Regions from separate parts of the Homo sapiens genome. Here regions 1, 2 and 3 are each linked to region 4. Evidence: chromatin contacts called from ENCODE Hi-C or POLR2A ChIA-PET data. All regions are on one chromosome and are shown on one strand. Each heading gives the region's core, a stretch centred on a gene start or an enhancer-like site at or near the end of the contact. The rest is flanking DNA. Distances are from core to core; before and after follow the strand shown. Region 1 overlaps ARHGAP15 (Rho GTPase activating protein 15). Region 2 overlaps TEX41 (testis expressed 41). Region 3 overlaps TEX41 (testis expressed 41). Region 4 holds the start of QTMAN (queuosine-tRNA mannosyltransferase).

Evidence for each region. A loop is a pair of places that touch in the nucleus more often than their neighbours do. ChIA-PET counts read pairs that join two places held with the same protein, here RNA polymerase II (POLR2A). Pooled maps may share reads with other maps.
Region 1: a pooled map shows a loop between it and region 4 (4-fold over the local background). The contact joins the enhancer-like site here to the promoter of QTMAN in region 4. A Hi-C loop is called at or near these places in 2 of 37 single-sample maps with no recorded cell type and 8 of 50 pooled maps.
Region 2: a map of ascending aorta shows a loop between it and region 4 (2.4-fold over the local background). The contact joins the enhancer-like site here to the promoter of QTMAN in region 4. A Hi-C loop is called at or near these places in 3 of 168 maps with a recorded cell type or tissue (A673, ascending aorta and mammary epithelial cell) and 7 of 50 pooled maps. POLR2A ChIA-PET finds 5 or more read pairs at or near these places in 1 of 52 experiments (PC-3).
Region 3: a map of cardiac septum shows a loop between it and region 4 (5-fold over the local background). The contact joins the enhancer-like site here to the promoter of QTMAN in region 4. A Hi-C loop is called at or near these places in 1 of 168 maps with a recorded cell type or tissue (cardiac septum) and 4 of 50 pooled maps. POLR2A ChIA-PET finds 5 or more read pairs at or near these places in 1 of 52 experiments (PC-9).

Annotation. Positions count from the first base shown.
Region 1 is chr2:143,726,405-143,731,993 of GRCh38, forward strand. All of the region lies in intron 13 of ARHGAP15 (Rho GTPase activating protein 15), which reads left to right. All of the region lies in intron 4 of ARHGAP15-AS1 (ARHGAP15 antisense RNA 1), which reads right to left. Among named protein-coding and RNA genes, the nearest start is that of ARHGAP15-AS1, 47 kb to the right of the region's middle. RefSeq lists an enhancer at 2,510-3,130. Within about 2 kb of position 3,932, at least 2 of the 41 ENCODE cell types and tissues checked have a DNase peak (open chromatin) inside an H3K27ac peak, as active enhancers do.
Region 2 is chr2:144,934,712-144,940,702 of GRCh38, forward strand. The region is part of intron 3 of TEX41 (testis expressed 41); the gene reads left to right. Among named protein-coding and RNA genes, the nearest start is that of LINC01966, 56 kb to the left of the region's middle. Within about 2 kb of position 3,400, at least 6 of the 41 ENCODE cell types and tissues checked have a DNase peak (open chromatin) inside an H3K27ac peak, as active enhancers do; they include A673 and PC-3, where a contact is called at or near this core.
Region 3 is chr2:144,996,417-145,002,447 of GRCh38, forward strand. All of the region lies in intron 3 of TEX41 (testis expressed 41), which reads left to right. Among named protein-coding and RNA genes, the nearest start is that of LINC01966, 120 kb to the left of the region's middle. Within about 2 kb of position 2,791, at least 4 of the 41 ENCODE cell types and tissues checked have a DNase peak (open chromatin) inside an H3K27ac peak, as active enhancers do.
Region 4 is chr2:144,330,527-144,335,958 of GRCh38, forward strand. QTMAN (queuosine-tRNA mannosyltransferase) reads right to left here and starts at 1,986. Exons shown (of 12, transcript NM_001376312.2): 1 at 1,913-1,986. RefSeq lists a silencer at 1,661-2,260 and an enhancer at 2,042-2,619.

The DNA.
Region 1 (5,589 bases), core at 2,682-5,181, 600 kb before region 4:
TCTGCCTGAAAAAAACAACCAAAAAAAAAAGAAAAAAAAAAGCTTTATTTGAATGATACTGAGAGCCTGGTCTATAGGAAAGATTCCAGTATTGTGGGTACCACACCCACACCTACTGATGTGGTCCAAGGTTTTGCTTTAGAGGCACCTAATTAAGAAACCCTGACTCATTTACATGGAGACGTTTGATCTAAATTACACTCCAAACCACACCAAATTGGGAGCATCTGTGAATGTGAAATGTTTGTTCCCTGTGACGGCTAGAACAGGGCCAGCTCTGGACGGCACATGTTCAAGTGACGAAAAATATTTCACATGTAACGTACTTCTGAGACCCACTTTTCCACTAATAATTCATAGTGAACCTAACCAAGTATCTGTACCTCCACAATTATTTCAGGCTGTGAAAAATTATGTCACTATTTTTTTCCTGCTGCAAGAAAGAAGTAGAAGACCACCTACTTTGTTTGCTGTCATTGATAAAGGGCCTTAACTGCAGCCAATAGCAAAAGGCAAACCTGGATAGCACAAAGGCTGGTCACTATATAGATATATAAATCTCAGCTTGGGATCCACAGACACAGAGCAGTGATCTAAAGGGCTAAGTCTCAGTTACCCCCTCCATCACTGCCCTAACCTCTTCCAGCCTTTCCACTCGGCTTGCTGGTTCTCAGCAAAGCTTTGCCTTCCAACTCCACTGAGGCTGTACTTGTATGCAAAAGAGCCAGCCCTTAGGATGAGGTGAGAATATTGATAGGGTAGAGGTAGCATCAACTGCAATTAGAGGACATGTCATTTCCACTGGGTAAAATGTCTAAGAAAGTAAAAAGAAAACATTTCTGCCATTGGATGTGATGAACAGTACTCAGCCTACAGTTCACACGAAAGAGTGTTGTATTTCAAGTATAATAAACAGAGTTTTATAGATACAGTCAATCCTGCACTTTGGTACCTGATGGCCGCTTTACCTTATTCGGCCATATATCACCTATATTTCAGTGGGAGTCCAAGGAAAAAGAAAGAAACTTTTAAAAAAATAACCTCAGGTTCTTTTGTTTAAGAAAGATATTAATGCATTTATCTGATGTACTGTTTTTTGCAGTAGCTAGAATGAGATTTGAATATATTAATATTTTCAGCAGCAGAGCCCAGGGACTCCAGTTAATAACTTATGGATGGCTACATAGATATACTTTAGACAGAGGTAAGGTTTTCAGCTCTCATGTTGGTAAGGCTCAGACAGATCGAATGAACGGGGCTGTTCTCCATGAGTCTTTGTTGTGGGCATGCATTGTAATGGTATGGAGACAGAGTTCTTCTGGTTGTCTACACAGCCTGGATTCAATAAACTGTTATATATGCATATTATGACAATGTGGTCAAGGAAACCAGATTTTTTTTACTCTACCTTCAAATGCCTATGGAGCCTAAATCTGGTGCTTATTTTTCTTGTCCTCATTCAATATGTTAACATATTCATAATTTGACACAGGTTACGTTTGTTTTATAATTAAAGTTATGGAGTTAGCTGGAAAAGCATTCAGACTATACTGAATTTTTTAAAAATGTGTATCTTTTTTCTATATTATACTGCAGTGTTCAATGTGAATCTGAAGTCTGGATAATCCCAGACTGTGTTAGTTTGCTAGGGCAGCCATAACACAATACGACACACCAGGCGGCTTAAAAAGCAGCCATTTATGTTCTCACACTTCTGGAGGCTGGAAGTCCAAGGTCAAGATATCAGCAGGTTTGTTTTATTCTGAGGTCTCTCCCCTTGGCTTGCACATGGCCACCTTCTTGCTGTTTTACCCTTCACGTGGTTTTACTTTTGTGCTTTTTTTCCCTGGTGTCTCTCTGCGAGTCTAAATTTCCTCTTTCTATAAGGACATCAGTCAAATTGGATTAAAATCCACCCTAATGGCCTTATTTTTAACTTAATGACCTTTTTAAAGGCCCAGTCTCCAAATGCAGTCACATTCTGAGCTAACGGTAGCTGGTGCCTTATCATATAAATTGGGGTGGGGTTAGGTGGGATAACTCAGCCCATATCACACACAAAGGGTATATTCACATCCAAGCTGTTGACATGCCCCGTACCAATGATGTATTTATTTGAGCCCCAAACTAAAACCTAAATTAATATTTGTAAGTCTGGAGTATTCTTCTAGTATGATTTTTCAGTCACATCCTCTATGGGAATGAAACAATGATGACTTTGTAAGGTTTAGGGGAACAAGCAGCAGCATGACTCTTCTCATACCTTCTTGCTAGACTGGAAGGAAGCAGTTCCTGTGTACAGTAAGTGTTACCACAGTGCCCGACCGAGCCCCACCCCGCCTTCAGGGACCCCGGTCTAGAGGCATAAGTGCCTCCCTCTCCATTACTGCCGCCCTCCATTAGGAGCAGATAATGCGTGAGCTACCACTCTCACAATAAAACATTGCACTTACACCACACCTTTCAACTCAGCATTTCCAAATGCTTGAAAAATCATTATTATTTTTATTATTTATTTGTGGAATCCCAGCAGTCTACTCAGCACTGGGAAGTGCAGTGAAAGCCACAGAGCTATGGTCTCAGTTACGCAGACTTAAACCGACACTCAAGTTTCCTCCGCGATGTACCAGTAAAAAGTCTGAAGGTGGACGTTTTTGCATGTGCATGCATAGCAAGAAAAAAAGTGAAAAGGCAATTTAGGTCTGAGTTACCCCTGCGGCTCACATACCTGAGAAAAGAGCCATTTGTTAGTATTGTTCTGATAAATGAAGGACCCAAGCAAGAACAAAGCAAGAAAGCAAACACAGTTTTAGACCCTACAGCTCAGAAAATGGAAATGCATTTCCCTAATCAAGGGCATCTACAATAACACTTTTAAAAGGATTATTAAGCAATGCAGGAAGTAGAAATCAATCAGGCTCTGCTTGTTGTTCACTGGTCATTATTTCCTGGGTCAAATCTGCTTGACATTCAATTTAATACAGTCTTTCATCAAGTCAAAAGGCCTTAGAGAGAAACTTTCACTGGCCACCCACATTTTCAGCAGGGCTGTTGCCTGGTCCGATTCACTTTTGTTTTCCAAGTCTTTACCATCATTGCATATTACGCCTACTTCTATTGAAACAGCTACTGCTTTTGATGATTTCCACAGTGGTGAACATATATTGTTCATCCCTGTAATGCTAGAAGCTGGTCCAGTGCTTGGCATGTAGTAGGTGCTCAATAAATATGAGATCTGTGAAAAACAAATTTTCACCTTACAAAGGCATTCTCAAAATGAATTTGACACATCCTGCTCTCTCTACAAAGTTACAAGCTAAGATAGATCACAGCAAAGCAGAGATATTGCAGACACAGATTGAAAACCAAGTGAAATAATGATTTAGATTGCCTTAAATCAAAGTGACTAAATGCATTTTTAGAAAGTACATGTTGAAAGTTATCTTGACTAGTCTTCCATTTAGCCAGGAAGTTTTCTGGAAGAAGTATAAGTTTAGGGATTTTTTGTGAGGTGAGAGGGAGAAATCATAAATAAGTATGTGTTCTAGAAAGTGGGGTAAGACCACAGAGGAGTCCTAAAGGTATTAATAGAGGTCAGGAATTGGACTTTAGAAAAACAGAAGAGGCAAGGAATTGAGAACAGAGGAAAATCAGATTACTTGGAGTGTTCTAATGAATGGCTTTCAAAGAAGATAAAGACCACCATATATAGAAAGCTACTTTGAAGATATAAAAGGGTTTGTTAGTAACATGACTGGGCATATACTAGAGTAGAAATTCCAAAATAAGAGCTGCCACAACGCAGCCAAAGTGAGAAGATATTTCTCTGGTCACCTGTGCTTGGTGCCAGCCACCATCCTCTACTGTTCTTCATTGTCCCTAGAGCTGGAGGCTTAGAAAGGCCTAGACACACACTGTAATCGTATGTCTCTTTCAGTTTGCTGGAGAGTGACTCACAAAAGGGTGTTTCCCGTGCTGACACAAAAGTATGCAATATTTCTTTGTCTTTCAAACTGGTAATTCATAAAGACTGTATACTATTCCGTATTGGACAATGTTGAGGCTTAAATATCCTAAGCCCCTTATAAGAAGGATGCTGCAAACATGAGAATAAGGGGTGTCTTCTGAAAATGAGTGAACTAAGCCACTTAGGAAGTTGCTGGCCTCATCTCGAAACCCACCAAATAACAGCAGTACAGCTAGAAATAGAGTTCAAAAGTCAAAAGTGCCTGGCTGCCCTAAAATTTTCTCATTGCATGACTTGGTTCAAGGGGCTTCATTATATTTTGTATTTAGATTTCACACGTTTATATTCCACAGTGCAGTGTCTCTTTAAAAATGTAACTGTTGAGTCTAAAAATCAGGAAGTAGTAAAGTGGCTTCCAGATACATATAGAAGGTTTTTGTTTGGGTGGTGTGTGGGAAGGGGTTGGTTTTGTTTTTAATTTTGTGCAATTTCAGTCCAGTCAACACCTAGAGCACTCCTTTAAAAAAAAAAAAAAAAAAAAAAAAAAGGGAAAAAGGCTTTTTTTTTTTTTTTTTGATTCAGTGTGCACAGAATTTATTGCAGACATCTGGGAGTTTAACCAGAGACATCCAAGAGGCCAGTAGAAGTGGAGCAGCAATAGAGAGTAATAGTTGACTTTTATCCTCATTTTTAAGAGGGAAATGGTCTATTGGTTTTAGAGGTGAAACGCTAGAAAGGAAACTGCTCAATCCTCTCATTTCAAAGATGAGCAAACTTGGGACTTTCCCAAGTCATCTAGCCACTTTGCATGTTCTATAACCCAAATTTACTTTAAATTGTGGAAAGAAAATGGAAATAAACTACCTTGAAGGCATTTGAGCTCCAACTGACTAATTATTCTAGGTCGTTAAATACAGTTAGAGTTGTTAGATTTTCTGGTTTCCAATGGGGGTAATTCCATCACAGAGATTCCTTTTCTATCAAATTGTTGGTGCTTCATTTTCTTAGCTCTGCCTGGTGGTCTCTATTACCTCCATATAAGAAGGCTTTTCTTTTCCACCAAATGAATGAATTTTCTCATCAATTCCAGTCATGCCTCATACATCTCCCTCTCTAGGACTTTCTCCACACTCGTCCCTCCAGTTCAGGTTCCTCTGTGCGCTCTCTGCCTATCCCAGATTCTACCACTTCTTCAGAGGACCTGGCTCAATATCCTGCTCTTTTAGATCTGCTATTCAGAGATCTGGTCCTAACTGCAGAGACTTTTCCATACTTTGAATTCATAGCCTTTCTTATGAATAGCTGTAAAGGTGAATTTGATGCTTGCATATAGCATAGTGAATTTAGGGCAAAGGCTATGCTTATTATTTTTTGATTCTTGCAGAATAGCACGAATAGACACAACTTATTGAATACTAACCATATGTCCCATATCTTGCTGAAAAATTTTAAATACATGTTCTCAATTCAACAACCATGTAAAGTCATTATTATCCTCAATTTATGGAAGCAAAATCTAGCATCCAGAGAGAAGGTGTTATTTTCCTAGATCAACCAACTAAAAGTGATGGGGTCAGTATTTAAAATGCAAGTATGTCTGAATCCAGAGCCCCTGTGGCCAG
Region 2 (5,991 bases), core at 2,150-4,649, 610 kb after region 4:
CTACAGGACTCCACAAGTTTCTAAAACCTCTGAGCTTCAATTTCTTTATTATTAAAAAATGGTTGCTCTCCATCGTTTCTCAAGTCCCTTTCTTCTTTAATAGCTATGATGATACTGAATGCGGTATGTCTTCATGATAGATGCCAATAAAAGGAAAAGTTAAACTGAAATGAGGAGAGGAGGAGGGAAGCAACTATTCTTTTATCGAAAAAACATACCACATATTATGCATAATGATAGAAAGGGGAATAAAGAAAATAATAGGGCAATTACTTTTCTTAGTGAACAAATGTTTGCAGTTTTTAAGTTTATTCCTGAGTAAAATAAAGAAGTAAAATTCCAGGACTTCTTTTTTAGGCTTTATGCATGACATGAAACTCTTTAGAAATTTGATGATTTAGTTTGCCTTTCCTTGGGGATTTTTTTTTTTAAGATCAAGACTGTTATTGATATTAATCCATTACTGGACATTTTTATTCAAAGGTTTAAAAAGTATACTGAAGCATTATCTGGGGTAGACTTGTTTTTAGGAGAAAACATAAACACGGAGAAACCATAATCCTGGTGTAATGTAGGAAACTAATTGAGACTAATGAGGCAACATTAAATTTAATGTATGATGCATTTTATATGTCTCACCATTAGAGCTGCAGCAAGCTGTTCGTCAGAGTCATCTTTGGTGACTATCTGCCTACAGGCATTCCTTTGCACTCTGGGTGTAGCCCTCAGTGCTGGGCTTACAAAGAAGACGACACAAAAGCAACCATGAAAAGTAAGTAGAGTTGCAGTCATTTACTGGCGAACTCAGCTGGCCAATAAACCCAAACATGTTTATGCGGCAGAAAAGTTTCTCTTAGATTACAAAGCCTGGCTTTTGAATTTAGGGACACCAAGGCTGATAGTCAGTGACCAAAGAAATTAGTCCCATCGAGAAGAGAAACAGGACAGAGCAAGTAGCAGAGAGATGAACAGGAGATGATGGCTTTACTGGATTACTAAAAAGATTTAGGGCCATTATGATGAGGAGGAATTAGGGAAGACCTGAAGAAATAAAACTCATACTGGAATTTGTAACAGAGTTTAGCTGATGTGGGTATAGGCACAAGAAAAGAGGAACTGGTCACTAGGAATCAGGAATTAAGAAGGTTACACATGACATGATAAACCTCTGCAATGATATCTACCACAACAAATTACAACAGTTAATGTTTATTGTGGGTTTTGTGTGTGCTAGTCAGTGATTTAGGGACTCAATGCTTACTATATCACTTAGTCCTTAAAATAACCCCATGAGGTAATTGAGATTATTATCCCCATTTCACGTGAAAGAAACGGAAGCACAGAAAGATAAACTAAGCAGTTGCACAGTTAGCCAGCAGTACAGTAGAATTAGAACACAGAAATCTGAATTGCAGCTAGCACCCCTAAGACTAGAGAGATGGGCTTATATTTTCTCAGGAGTCTGAGAGGCTGTGAATCCACATGGACTAAAATCAGACCTATACCCTATGTTGCAAAAATGACAACTCCTTTGCTTATTTTAAATTTTAAAATTAATGATGGGTTGATAGGTGCAGCAAACCACCATGGCACACGTTTACCTATATAACAAGCCTGCACGTCATGCACATGTATCCCGGAACGTAAAATAAAATAAAAATTTAAATCAAATGTCTATTGTGATTTGGTGCTTTAAATAGAAACCTGAAGTCCTCTGAGCTTGGGTCATGCTGCCCCAAAACTTTTATAAATGGCTTCTAAAATTACAACCTTTCTAGATGTGGAATGTTCCTGCTTTAAAGAGTGATGGTTCATCCTTGCTAATTATTTCTGTTTGTTGACATACATGCTTTGTGCAAAGTTTCTGAAAGTTTGAATTCACAGTCTCCTGGATCTTGCTGCTCCCAGGAGACAGTGATTCAGATTTGATGGTTCAGGGAGAGGACAAGCCATGTATGTCCATAGAAGGCCACCGCCAAAACTCACTCATTCACGAACTAAATAATTCACTCACGAACTAAATAACTCACTCACTAACTAACTGGAGTTCAGCATTGCGGGAATTATAGGGTTGGCACCCAAAGGAGGAAGAGAAAACACTTCTTGTTGCTTTCAATCATTCCTTGTCTATATGCTTTATTTTTCTCTTGCCTTAGTCTAGTCACAAAAACTACAACTTTGAATTAGTAAGGAGCAGAGCTGTGAGTTAAACCTATGCAGTGTGGCTTACGGTACCCACATTCTTAACTACTCACTCTAGAGCCTGTGAACCTGAGAGAGTTACTTTCTTTTGGTAAACTTCAAAAAAATTCCATCTCAATTGCTTTGGCAACTATTAACCTGAAACTTTCTTACATGCAAGGCAAGTTGAAAAATGTGGTTAGCTTTAAGGTAAAGGGATCTTTTCAGGACAAAACTACACATTGATGGAGTTCTAGGTCACAGTTTTCAATGATATGCATATATACAGATAAGATCCAACCCTTAAGTGGCTGTGAATTATGGATTAGCTCAAGCATGTGCAATTCTATTTAAGATCTATAACAAAAGATCTTTTCTTTATGACTTATGTAGCTGGAGGCATTTGCACACTGTAGTGAGACAGTGTGGAATCAGTTGGTCCAAATCAGTTGGTCAATTCACTTTGAGCATGCTAATGCAGAACTAGAAAGATGCACCACTTTGCTTAAAAAACCCCAATGTCTAAAGCATCTCTTGACAATTAGGGGTGGGTTACCTGCCTGCCCTTTCAAAGCAGTGCTTACGTAAGTGACTGTCCAGTGATTTTACAAAGGTTTCTTAGATGACATCTATCTCCCTCCTTTCTTGGATTGATAATTTCATTAAAAGCCATTCTACTATTGTCATTTTGCTATCTCCACTTTAATGTGGTCTGTGGTGTTCATTAGATCCAGCATGTTAATGGCATCAGCTGGGTTTAGGTTTGATTGCAGCTGAACCTCACCCTTGCTAATCACTTAGCTAACATATGCCAATATCATGGTACCTAATGACTCCTTCAGCAGAGACTCCTTTATATTCCTGTATCTGCGCCTCTAAAAGACCAGAGTAACATGGATTATCCGTGTGAACTGCAGGATGGGGAGAGTACCGATGGCTTTCTCTCTTTTGGATAACAACATGTGTACTGGGTTCAGAATCTTTTAGCTTGGTTGGCCTTTTTCAGGGATCCTTTTAAATCTCTTCCTTTTCCTTAATGAGGTTGTCACATGCGGCAAAAATCACAGGCTTGCAAGTCCAAAAGAGGAGAGACTTTTTCATTTTGCTGCTTAATTTGTGAATCCATTTCTAGGCCTTAAAGTGGAATATCTCAGAGTAATCTTCGTTTGCTTTCTGCAATCTCATTGTTCCCTGGGGACACAGAGTGAGTCCAAGAGCCAGTGGGAAAACATTGCAGATCTACTGAGAACAGTACACTGCTCTTTCGAATCGTTGGTATTCTGAGATAATTTTGAGTTTTATATCTTGTTTTTGGTTTCCTTTGATATCTGAGACCTGAATAAAAGGCACTGTTCGATCTCTTTCTTTCTCCCTTTTCCCCAAATGTCATTACAGAGGGAAAGATGAGGGCCTAATATTGAGGGCCTGCTGGCTTGGGGAGTGTGGGGGAACAGCAGAGTGTGATGGCAGAGAGTAATTCTGCTTCAGGGAGGATACTGCCCAATTTTTTAAACTTAATAGGATTAGTCATGGGAACTATTTTTAGCAGAAGTTCAACTTTATCCATGTATTTTAATGTGGGAAAATTGTGTCCTTTTCCCTCTGCTAATGTTTGATGTATTCCAGCCCTCCTGTGAGCATGTTTGAGTATCTTAGGGGATCTGGAGTGGAGGAGAACTTCCTCTCGGATTCTCTCTGTTTTCTTTCGTGAAAATGACATTCCAAAGCTGTTTCACTTTCTGACAGGAAATGGAGCCTTGCCAAAAATGATTAAAGTCCAAGAAAGCATAACAGTTCCAAAGCTACAGCAGTTCTTTAGGAGTCCTGAGTTTGACATTGTGTCAAACAAATGTGAAATATTGTTTAATAAATTTGAATAATACAGAGATAGGAAAAAATCATTCTTGGCTTATAGCAGTAGTGGTTTGTATTAAGTATGGAAAAGACTACCTACATCTAATAAGTTGAAATACATACGTAAATATACTTGTATAAGGTTAACTCAGCTTATGACTTTATTCCACTGTATACTAGATATATGTGTGAGACAAAAGTCTTATTTGAAATACATGTAAGTTTAAAAATATGTGTGTTTCTCAAATGTTGAAGGTAAACAACCTCTGGTTATGTGATCTAACCCATTCATAATAGATTACTATTTTTAAATATTTCACAATGAATTCAATAAATTCATCAGTAAAGTCACTTAGACCCAAATAGTTTTATTTAAAAGGGTGAAACAATAATTGAAAACTTTAGTCAATACTGAAATCATAAGCTTAAAAGGCTTTTTATATGAAAAGAGTCTCAATTATTTCACTGACAAACCCAGTTGTTTTTATTTTTCCACCAGAGAATTATGCATTTATGTAGATAATTATGTACCCTTCAGCAAAATAAAACTGGACAAGAAAAAAATCTCTCTCCAATCAATAAAATATAGCACTTCTCTGAAAAAAAATCTTTGCGTGAAACACTTTTAAAATTTTGTTTTTAAAACACCTTTAAAAATTATTTAAACAAACCAATTTCATCACTCATTTCTCTCACTTTTTTGGTCTATATTTGGAATATATGTTTTTAGTACAAGAAGTTCAATCTTTTTTGTATTCACTGACATTTGATGAATACCACAATTCATGACCACTTTTTAGACAAGTTAAATTGATTAGAGAAGTCATTCATTGTCACTGAGTACCATTTGTCACTTCATAAACAGCTACAATCTGCTGCCTACAAATGCAGAGAGACCGCCAAATAAATCACATCAAACGGTGGGAGTAGATACTATCCCTTCATCTGTAATTGGTACAGCCCTCTCCTGTCACATTTGTTCATTCTTGTGATTCTGGTGTGGATTGACACTGACACAGACCGGGCAGCCACTGTCTCAGACGATAGAGAGTCTGTGCTTTGGTGATGTACATGCTAATAGATACCCATCAGAATATTACATTAACATCACCAGTGTATCAAACGTACAACTTAACCATCTAGATATCTGATGAGATGCCCATATAGACCTATTCTAACAGGAGATAAGCTCTGTGGCTTTGAAAAGAAATTGATAGATGCCAAAGGAAACACATGATTAACAGATATGCAAGAAAACAAACAAGCGTAGTTTGCATGTCTGTTTCATTGGACAAAATTGTCAAGCTCTAAAGTTTAATTTCAGTCACATTTTTATAAAATATGATAAATATATACACCGTGGTTTTGCTAATTTCAGAACATCTTTCATTTTAAGAATTATTTTTATTTCCATATCGAACAAAAATGGCACTGTTACAGTTAACACTTGATATTATCTTCTAGATTGAAGCTTTAATGAAAATCTGCTTTCTTAGGGTCAGGACTCTTTCACCCTGCATATTTGTGCTTGTGAACGTGTGTGTGTTTACACAAGTTTCCCTATATATTATAGCATATGCAACACTAACATTAAAAATTAACATAAATTAATGAAGACAATATACTTCCATAATGTCAAATCTTTAAACACTGTAGACTCCAGGGAAATGGAAATGGACTTCAGTTGTTGCTGAAACGTCTCTAATATATTGTATTCCACTCTGCAGAGATAATGGCCATGTCTACATGACAAACTGCAAAATTCAGTATCATATCAGATCTAGATTTTTTAATGGATTTTTTACTAGTTGCCAGAAATTTTGCATATATTATCTCATTCCACTTTTGCAGCAAGTGAGAGAGGTGGGTATTTTATTCCCATTTCATAGATGAGGAAATAAGGCACCAAGAAGATAAATGATGTGCACAGAATCACCCAGAAAGAAAAAGAACTAA
Region 3 (6,031 bases), core at 1,541-4,040, 670 kb after region 4:
GAAATCTTGCGTAATAACACGATCCCTTCTGGAAGTACTGTGACGAGCAAAATGGGGAAGATTTTTAAGGAAGCCTGTGAAAATATGTGGAAAACTCTTTTCTTTATGAATTAAATTTTCAGTACTTGCTTTTGACTTATAAAGAATTAGGTTTCTCATATTCTGAATAAAGTCCACAAACTCCAGAATACCAAACCAATGAGTAATCATGGGAACTCTATAAAAAAACAAAGATAATGTTGCCCTGGAGAAGAAACTGCCTTTTTTAAAAAAATTTATTTAATGTGAAATATCATTGCTTCAGGGCATAAAAGCAAAATGACCAATCTCTGAATATTTCCAGTTCCCTCATTTATCTCATTATTTATCAGTCTTTCTTCCCATCTGAGCACAGCAATTAAAATAAATTTAATTCCATCATAGCTAAATGGAATAGGTACAACAGTGAGAAACATCCTAAGAGCAATAGCAAGGGATAGAGATAGGTAGTGGGTGGTGACAAGATCATAGCCATCTGCCCGCTGCATGGAAAATGAATTGGAGAAGGGTTGGGGTGGGGGGGTGAAACTAGAACAGATAATGTACTATCACGGGCCTCTACATGTGGCACAGTGGTGGCTTGGATTAGGGTGGTAGAATTGGTGATAGAATTGAAATTGAAAAATACTTCATGAGTAAAGGTGTAAGGCATTATGTTGGGTTGGATATAGGGCCGGAAGTCATGAGCATTGCTTTATATTCTTCAGTAGATGGGAGATAATACTGGAAGCAGGTCAGGTTGGAGTGAAGAAGATATAGGGATAATAATAACAAGCTGGTTTGGGACATTTGGAGCATACTAAATCTTTTTCTCCTTTCTGTTCCATATTCCATCCACATTGTCATGTCCCCATAAAAGGTAAATAAAGAACCACCGAGGGTGTGACCCATATCACTCTATTTAATCTCAGACTGGCAGAAATATTAAAATTATATTTCCTTTATGTGTGTATGTGTCTATAACACACAGATAGACACACCTAGCTATGTACATCCCTATTCTGTCTGTGTAGCATCATGATGAAAACAAAACAAAACAAAATTCCGTATTTCTCAACATCCCATCACTGTTATGTTAAAGCATTGAAAAATTTCATCGTGGTGCTTTTCTCAATTAATATTTATAGAGTTGATTTTATGACTCTCTCAACAAAGTGACCAAAATATTAGTTATATTTACAATAGTTATAAATAAGTGCTTAGATCCAAAATCACACAGGAAAAGTCTTTGTCTTATTTTGTGTCATATTCTCCTTCCTCCTTGTCATTAAATAAAAATCTCAATAACTGTCATTTAACTAATGGTTTATATAGGGAGCCTTCTTCTTAGAATTGCCAATAGTCAAATAGATCTTGATAGCACTTAATTTTGAGTATTTGGGTGCAAGAAGTTCCACAAATGGCTTTTCTACTCATATTTTTAAGGGTTTCCTTCTCTCTTCCAGAGACTGTTTCTTCTGCGTGAACTGTAAAAGGACCTCTTATGCTTTATCTTCAAGCCCAGCAATGAATGTAAGGTTCAGAAAATTTGACAGATATCCCCCTCCACGACTTATCTTTTAAATGAAAAATAAATTTAAGAGCAATACCAAATGATTTTGACCAAGTTTGGAAAAAAATGTACTTGTTTAGATCTGTCTTTGCTGGCAAAATGATGGAAATTTGTGGTAAATATTTGAATACCATTAAGAAAACCTAATTTGAAGATTCAGGCTCTCATTGTCTACTATATGATGTGCCTGCTCCTTGGCAGAGCATTTAAAGTGTTCCATAGCATACCACCAGGCTACTCTTCTATCTTTATCCTTGTCCATGAGACAAATGAAACTGCTTGTCATTCTCTACTTTTCCTAATTATGTTCTCTAGACCTGAAATCTTTTGCTGTCTTACCAGATCACTTTCTTTCTCACCTTTCGTTCAAAACTCTCGTATTCAACACTCTCCAAATTTTGATGACTTTTCTTTCAAGGCCTGTCTCAAATGCTATTTCCACCATAACAGTGTTTTGCTATTTTTCTTAAGGCATTTTTCATAATTTGCTACTTTAACTTTGTAAAACTCATGCTTATTCCTGTATTTGTTACTCTGCTTATTGTAGTGACTTGCACATGTCATGCAATCAGTAAATATTTTTTGAATTAAGTTGAATCACCCCTGCTGACAACTCCTATTTACGTAAGACATTGGGAAATTATTCAAATCACAGAATCATCTTGTTTGCATCGACAAAGGTAGTCTACCGGGCTCTCTCCATTATATTGCCTCATTAGGCCTCATTCACCAAACATGAGTTGAACACCTACTAATTGCAGCATGCTGTGTTGCTCTGTCCTGTAAACAGGACCACGTATAATTACATAATCATACATCAGGAAAAATATATAATTATGTGCATCTCACATATTCAAAATAACTTTCTAAAATAAAATAATTAGACTAACTTGATATCAATTAAATCTTGTCCAAATAAAGACTGAATATTCAGCTTTGTTCAATCTCTTGTGAATGCTGATAAAGAGAGTCAATCTTTCCACTTGAGAAAAACAATTATCACATATCTAACCCAGGCACTCATTTATTCAATAATTTTCTCTACCAAAATTCATACGTAAAGAAAAATGTGTTTCATCTCAGCACCTTGGTTGGTTTTCAAAGACGCTTATTAGGATTTGGTTTCACAGTCTCTGATTTTAGATAGGTCTCTTAGGATTGGTTATAAGAGCTGAAGCCTCGGAGGCAGCAAACAATTGTGGAAAATCTGTGAAGTAATGTTGTCCTTGCAACATTTTCCGGCCTACTTTTCAGGACCCATGGGATTCAGATAAGCACTAAGTGTGTGTCCAAAAAAAACCACTGAGGTTTTTAAGCCACTGTCCATCCTTAGTATAACTTTTTCATGAAAAATTAACTTAATAGAATACACTCTTTTTCCATGATTAAAAAACTTAAGAGATCAGGGACTACCTGGGCATGTGTGATCTGACAATTCACTGTTTTAATTTAAAATGTCCAGGCAGTATTGCATTCATAAAATGACCGCACTGATATGTAAGCCAAAAAGCATAAGAAGTGCATTATGGGTAAGAAGTTTATTTTTGTTATTCTTTTGAAATCTTCAGCTGGTATTAAAAACAGATCTTTTGAGCTAGAACAACAGTCGTACAGGTAGACTTCCTACTTTTGGAAAAGATCTGGTCTTTAGCTTATGGGAACCGAGCCGAAGCAGATGTGAAAAGTTCAACTAAAGGAAGAACAGATTAAATGCACTTTTGTGGTTGAAAAACCAAAACAGATGTTATTATTAAACCACAGAAACCTGGGTGCATTTAAGTAACACTAGGTGTCTGAATTTTACATTTGTATTTAAAATAATTAAGGCATTTTAAAGCCACAGAGGCTATTGTGTGCTATCAAACTCTTAATGTTCAAATCAAAAAGTTTGCATATTAAAAAACTCTCAGAAATATTGAGTGTCTGCCATTGTGTTTGTCATCATCTGAAAATGAGAAAGAAAGCATCTGACAATTAAAAACAAAACCTTTTGGTGATGTTTACATTATTTTTCAAAAGCATTTTGAAACCATTCATTTGTGTACTTTTGTTTTTTACATCTTTAGATAGCAAGCAACCCTGAAATGTCTAGATTACTGTTTTTACAATGTAAATCTTAGAGAGATTAAGTCACAGAACAGAATTAAGATGTTGCCAATATATGAATTCACAGGCCGTTGTTCCACTAACTGGAATACTTCCCTACTCATGACAGCCTCTACCATGGGATACAAAATGGTGTGGGAAAGCAAATACAAATCAAAATTGTCCCACACATTCATGCCTACACTTTGATATTTAATTTTGAATTTCTCCATAAATTTTGTTCTAATATGCCCTCTCTCTACTTCAATCCAAAGAGGTTAAAAGTCCAAATCAAAAGCTGTTGTCCTGTGAAAAATCCTGTACTAGAGAAAAGCCAACAGAGAGAGAGGGGGGGTGGAAAAAGGAAAGGTAATAGTGATTCATTTCATAGTTAGATGCCCTCAATCATTAATCTAGATATGTTCTACACACTGGGCCAAAAGGGATGCATTTAGATAAAATGGACCTTAAGGATGTAATCTTTTACCTCTATTTGGAAAAATAAGTGTTGCATAATGTGGGATGATTTATGAAAGAGCTGGGAGGATGCCAAGCTTCTATATTATGTAGTCTTTGAGTATTGGAAGTGGAAGAATTTTTATTAATTATCCATTCCCATTGGAAGAATTCTCTTTTCCACTCTGGATCTCAAATTAGGAAGGAAATGAGGGTGACTTATAAATTGTTTTGGATTTTTTTTTTTTTCAAATCACACATGCTTTTTATCTCTACATGCTCTTTTAGAAAGTTCTCTGAGATGATCCTGACTCCCACCCCTGGTTCTCGCATTCTGCCACCCCCTCCTTGAGAATCCCAGCTTTTTAACATTCAAGGTGGGACTGACTACTTCTTCAGCTGATCACTCTAAGCTATTAATGATATGGCCAGACTGCTACAACCCCCATAATTTATACAAGACTTTGTATCATCATTTTGGTTACATGTTGAACTCATAATATTTTAGATAAAATTTTGTTAATTAAATGTGCTCTCATAATTTCATGTTTCTTTTACATTTTAAAAATGTGACTACTAGAAAATTTAAAATGACTTATTTGGCTTACATTTGTGGCTTGTATTATATTTCTGTTGGACACCTCTGCTGTATCTGGTAAAGAAAAGGATAGTGAGAGAAATATGTGACTTCTAGGGGAAAATGATATAATGCATCACTTTACTCTGAGCCACACTCCACCATTGGTGGCAACAGTTTTTAATATGTGTGGAAAGCATTTAAAAACAAGTTAGGTAGTTAGCAATTCTTGGAAGAAATAATGGACAAGATCCCAGAGCAAGCATCTTTCAGTTGATCGGGCTAATCGTGATGGAGAGGAGAGATGGCAGTTCAGCAGGGATGCTGTGAGGGGAAGCCCCTGCCGGGCATCAGCACTGTGTGTAGGGACTAGTTACCTATGGATGGAGTAAGCTGCACCCCCCAAGGAAGGTGCATTCTAGTTAAGACTTAGATGTGGATAATCCAGTGTATGGAGTTCTTTTGAGAAACTGTAAAAGGGAGAAACAAGAATACAGGGGAGAGGTGAAACTTTCTAACAATTAGAAATCATTTATTAATGTTTAAATTTCATAAATATCCATTTAACCTCTTTTGAGGTCTATTTAAGCCTTTTTCTAGTCTGGGGAGGGAACAAGAGGGAAAATAAAAACTTCTCTCTATATCCATGATGTTTGCATTTAAAGAAAATAGAAAGATGGTAACAAGCAGACAAATTATGTCAGGTTTTTTTTTGTTTGTTTGTTTTGTTTTTGTAAAGAAAATAGAACAAAAAGATAAAGAGTGAGGGCATGTTGATTTGGAAAAGGTGGTTAGGAACCCCTTTTTGAGGCAGTGACCGTTAAGCACAGACCTGATGGAAGTGATAGAACAAATCAAGCAGATAACTGTGGAAGATATTCCTGGCAGGAGAGCAGCCACTCAAAGCCCCTGAAGCAGGAAACTGCCCTGAGTGTGTTTGAGGAATAACAAGGGACCAGTGATGCTATAGAGCAGTGAGTGACTGAGAGAGTGCCAGGAGGTGAGACTGCAGAGAGAATTGGGAATCTGACTTATCCTTGGAGAGATCGGGTCTCCAAGGATAAGCGATGGCCAGCCTCTGTAGGGCTTTGAGCATAGTACTGATATTATCTGGCTATGTTTGAAAGGATCCCTCTGACATTTAAGTGGAAACACAGATTCTAGGGAAGCAAGGGGGAAGAAGCACTGGTGAGGAAGCTGTTTGAATAGGCTCGGTGAAAGCTGGTCATAGTTTAGAGGGCTAGGAGTGGAGGTGGTTAGAAGTGGTTAAATTTAAAATAAAGGCGTTTCCGACTTACCATTGTTTGACTTACAATTTGCAA
Region 4 (5,432 bases), core at 736-3,235:
CGATTCTTGAAGCGCAAGATAATTGCTAATTCAAAAACACTGGAAAGTAATGTTTAAACTCACAGAATGTAAATACTTCCTAACTATGTACAATTCATGGCATTTTAATCTAATGGGTCCAAATCATAAATTAAGGAAAAAAATTTCATTTAATTACTTGGCTTTTTAAGATACCATAATCAAACAAACTTTAGTACCATAATCAAACAAACTTTAGTACAAGAGGTCTGAATTACCTAGTTAAGTGTTTAGTTAATGAAGACTACTAGTTCTATTCAGCTCCTGCTAAATCTCATCAAGAAACTGTCTTCGATTCTTAATTTCTCTATAAAATAATGGGATTGGATTATACTGTTAATGTTCCTTAAACATCGAAAATTCTGTATTTCTGTGATGCATAAGATTAAAATGCCAACACAATTTTCAAATCAAGACTAAAGAAGCCATCTTAACCTTTGCAAACTGGTGATGTTAAAAAATTTACTATTTCCTACCTTATTGCAAGTATCATGCTTCAGATTTTACCTATTCATTGTTTTCAAGCATGTCAAAGAAAGTTTCGTGATTCAAGAGGTACTCCTCTAATCCTCAATACTAAAACTGTTTCATTAAATACAGTACAGGACCCTAAGGAAAATGTATACCAAAAGGGAGTGGGAGCCGAGAAGAATCTAATCCAAGTCAGACCTGGAACGCACTAATTAAAATTCAATATTTCACTTGGTATGTGGGTTCCTACATGAAACTCCTGTCATGGTTAAAGCTTAAGGTTAAACACGTTAATAGAAGCCAATAGAATGGCTCTATTGAATTGTACTGAACTTCTTTTTCAGCAGCTCCTTTACCTAACCACTATTTTAAGCTTTAAAATCAACTTCAGGGGTAGGCACCAAATAACCAAGTGAGCCACGGCAGCCGGGGCTGCAAACTGAAATCCATCTCGTATGGAAAATCATCATCAACTCACGTTTTCCATTTCAAACTGCGATACAGGTGGAAGAAAAGCTGTAAAAGCCTTCTCTTTGAAACTCCCATCACACGGCCTCAAGGCATTAACTTAAGAATCTCAAGATAACCTAAAGCAGCACAGTTGTCAGAAGACTCTAAAAGTTGTATGTGCGAGAGAAGGCAAAAAAACTACTTCGGGACTAAAGGTTAAATTTCGCTGCTGCATTCCCAAGACTTAAATTCAGAGAATCTTTCCACCTGGACAGAATGGGATTGTCTGGATCCCGATGAAAATGGGAAGTTATGTGCTTAATCCTCAGACGAGGGATTCCGGGGTGGGGGGCACAGTGAGGGTCTTCACACTCGGCTGGCAGAGAGGAGTGGGGCGCTGGGGAGGTCTGGTAACTGAGGGCGACTAGGAGCCAGAAGCGAAGCTTTCCGTCAGGAAGGCCTGGGGCTCGCACTGCAAGGGGCCAAGCGCCGGGCAGCCTGGTGGTCGGCGAAGCACCCCAGCCAACTCAGGCCAACCCGGACGCCCGGCCTCCCTTCTCCCGCGCGAGGGCGACGTGCCCCCACCCGTCCTCTCAGCCTGCGCGAGGAAGAAGCGGAGCGCCGGGCCGCAGAAAACCAGCACGCACGACATGTAGGCACCAAAAAAACGCAATTCGAACACGACCAGTTTGCAGAAGGCACAAAATGCCACGGCGTGACGCCCCATTCCGAGCGCGGTGCGGACGGCGGCGCAGGGAGCGCAGCGCGTGCGCCCGGGAAGCGCGCGGCTCTCAGCTCCGCCTCCCCCACACCCCCCGCCCCCGGCTCCCCGCGCCGCAGCCGCCGCTGCTGCCCCTCTGGGATCTCCGCGCAGCGCGGCCCCGCGAGGCGGGCGCCGGGGAGGGGAGGGGAGGGGCCGCGCTCCCCGCCTCCCCGCTGGCCCGCGCGGCTCCCCAGCCCGGAGCCTACTCACCTCCTCCTCCTCCTCCTCCTTGTCTCTCCCTCCTGGCCACCGGCGCGGCCCAGCCGGCGACGCGCTGACGCCGTGCCCCTCCCCCGCGGCCGCCGCGGATGCCGCCGCCCCTCCCGGCCCGCGGCCGCCTCGGCCTCCGGGCGCGTCAGGCGCTGGTCCCGCCCCTCGGCCCGCCCGCGCAATCGAGGCTCCGCCTCTCTGCGCCGCCCGGACTCCGCTGGCGCGAGGTCCCTGAGTCAGCGGCGCTCCCGCCCGCGCGAATCGCTCCGCCCCAGCCCGCGGGCTCGGCTCCTCGCACCTGCCCACTGTCCCCCGGCCTCGCACTGCTCCCCACCTCCCTGTGCGCCCTTTCCCATCTCGTCAGCACCCTGTCCGCCCTTTCAGCTTTTTCGTACTCTTTCCCCAACCTCCTAGTCCTGTTCTAAGCTCGCATAGTCACCTTCTCTTTCCTTCTGGAAGGTCTGTGCTGTTCATTAGGTCGACCTCGGATTCCCCGTGCAGTTTTCCAGCCGGCCCGTTGCATCTCCTTTCCTGGTCCACTCCCCGGCCTACTAGAGCCTCAGGGCCCCTGTGCGGGTTCCTGGCTCCCTTGCCGACACCTCTACCTGCTCTGCAGCCCGGAGCTCCTCCACAGCTGCTTTGCCAATGCCTCTTAATATCCCTCCTTCTGGACCTCCTCGATTCCCTCCTGGCAAGGCTCATGCTTTCCTTTATCTCCATTTTTCCCGTCCTTTCGGTTCTGACTACTCCACACACTTCTGATGCAGTTTGAGTATTCAATAATTGCATATTCGCGGTCCCATTTACACGAGGAGAGTCACATTGAGTAATTAAAAATCACAAAGCAAAGCGACAGCAGTGGAGACCATCATTTGACTTGCATAGTTCCATCTATATTTTCCTTATGCAATAATATTCTCATTGCCACTTGAATTTCAAGGAATGGGATTTTCTGTTGGGGCTTAAAATTCACAAATGTTGGATGTTTTTTCGCTGCGACCTAATTTCACTTTAGCTCTTTTATTTATAGAATACATAGTAGAAAGAGTACCAGGAAGTCCCAGGTGTTCTTGACTGTAAAGTGAGGAATGTGTCCCTTCGTTAAATTCCTTTATGAAGTAAAGGATCCTTTCTAAAGTAAAGGTTTTTGTATCTGGAAGGAGGTTGTAGGTTAAATGACTCTGGTGAAGGCAAAACATGCAAATATAACTGGATGTCTGGTTTATTAAGTAACTTCATTTTTAAAACTGCAACTCGGAAGAGTTAGGCTGTGATGTGGAAATGAATTAGGAAACATACCAAAATAAAGGAAATCGATTAGGTCTTTGTACTTATATCCACAAGTTGCTTTAAGTTATGTGAGTAAACATTCTTATCCTTAAATTGAAGCGTCGAAACTATCTTCCGTTCCAAACAAAATCCAGCTCTGTGTGGACATTCAAAGTTTAAAACCATTGTTGAATTGAACAACAGCATTGTAAGCATTTGAAAGCCTAATAAACCATCTGTCCATCCACTTTCACACAAATTGAGAAACAGAAAAGAGTAAATGCCAAAACCTGAAAGTGAGTGTTCTGACTACACATGAAACTAGTAAATCCTATTACACAGAATAAAATACAAAATGCTTCTCCACTTACGATGGGGTTACTTCCCAATAAACACAATGTAGGTTAAAAATATTGTAAGCCAAAATTGCATTTAATGCTAGCAACACAGCAGATGGTCCTCGACTTCCAATATTTTCAACTTTAGGATGGTATGAAATGTATGTGCATTCAGTAGAAACCATAACCCCATCATAAGTCATAAGAAGCTGCTCAACTTACCATGGGGTTACATCCAGATAAACCCATTGTAAAATGGAAAAATTCTAAATCGAACCACAATATCTGAAAAATCCTAAAGTTTATGGCTGCCATTTCATTGTTTTAAAAATAGAATTACATAATTTTATAATTAAACTGGTTCTTAAAATAATTGGGAGTCTAATCCTTTCATTTTAAAATGAAAAAAATTTTTAAATCTTTTTTAATCTGATTAAGAACTGAAGCCCAGAGAGGGTAAGTTGTTTACCCAATATTACCCAGCTTAATTGGAAACAAAGCCAGGGTTCAAACTCAGACTTTCTGTCTCACATACCTGCCAGCATCTGGCTCATGTTAATATTTAACACTTATATAAAGCTATTCAACATCAAAATTCCTTGACTTTGCAGCTTTGCCTACATGGTCTGAGTGATGTATAAAATTGCACTTGGCATTAGCTAGGAAGGTATTTCTGTCGAAGCTGTTTTGTCCCACTGGTTTCAAGGATTCCTGTTGCACAACTTTCATCTCAGTCAGGGTTCATCTGCATGATCCAGGCAATTCTGGCCAGACCTCCGGAGCCATGAACCAACCAAATGCATTCATCCTCGGTGGTGACAAGGTCTTTGCCTAATTGTAAGAATTATTAAGACCCTATTGCCAAGAAAATTACAGCATCACCGGGAAGGTAAAATATGAAACACAAAATGATAATTCAACACTACTAACGAAGGATTCGATTGTAAATTACCAATTTTAAGATGGAAAATAATCCATGTAAATTAAGGGAAGACTTCTTAACAATAACAACAAAAAAGGACAAAAAGTGAAATTTAGAATTTAGGTTGCCTTATGGAGAAAAAAGGTAAAGGAAATTGCTTAAATAAAGAAGTTAAGAAGAAAATAAGCACATCAATAACCAAGAAAAAGATAGGAGATCAGCTGAGGTAAAACAGGAGATTCATTTTAGAAACAACAGAAAACTAGCTGAAATAATAGAGTAGGATCATTGATAAGGGGCCTAAATTTGAGCCTGAGATATTTATTCTAATAGGAAATCATCTGGGTGGACTTGCAATGGGGAAAGGAGGACAAGACAGGGGGACCATAGCCTTGTCCAGTTCTGATGAAGCAAATAGAATTTAAAAGAATCGTTGGTCGTAAATGCAACTAAGGAAAGACTTGGGTTCACTGAGTATATGTAAGAATCAAAGATGAGAATGAAGTCCAAGATGACTTTAGGATTGTAGCAGGAGTCAATAACAGGACATACAGAACTTGGCACCTTAGAGTTGGAAGATGATCAACACTCACTGGTACAGCCTCTAAATTGATAGACAAGGAAGCCAGACATTTTCCCAAGGTAGACCCTCATCGTCACAAACTCATTCCAGAAAACTGTAGTTTACTGTTTAAATAGAATTAGAAGGTAAAAAAGGAAATGCTCACCCTGCTCCTGTCCCTGCTGGTGTTTTATGGTCAGCTAATTTTTATTTCTACTTCAGCCCCACTGATATAAAAGTGCTCAGTAATCCAGCATATAATATTACAATAGGAAATAAATCAATAAGTGTTTGTTAAATAAGTACCAAATGCACTTTGGTATGTTTCTACTCAGAACTCTGCTAGGTGTGGAAGCCTAGAAAAGTATAAAAAGGGAAGGGCCTCTGCCTTTCAGAAGCTTACAATCTGGTTGAAGAAAAAAGTTCAAA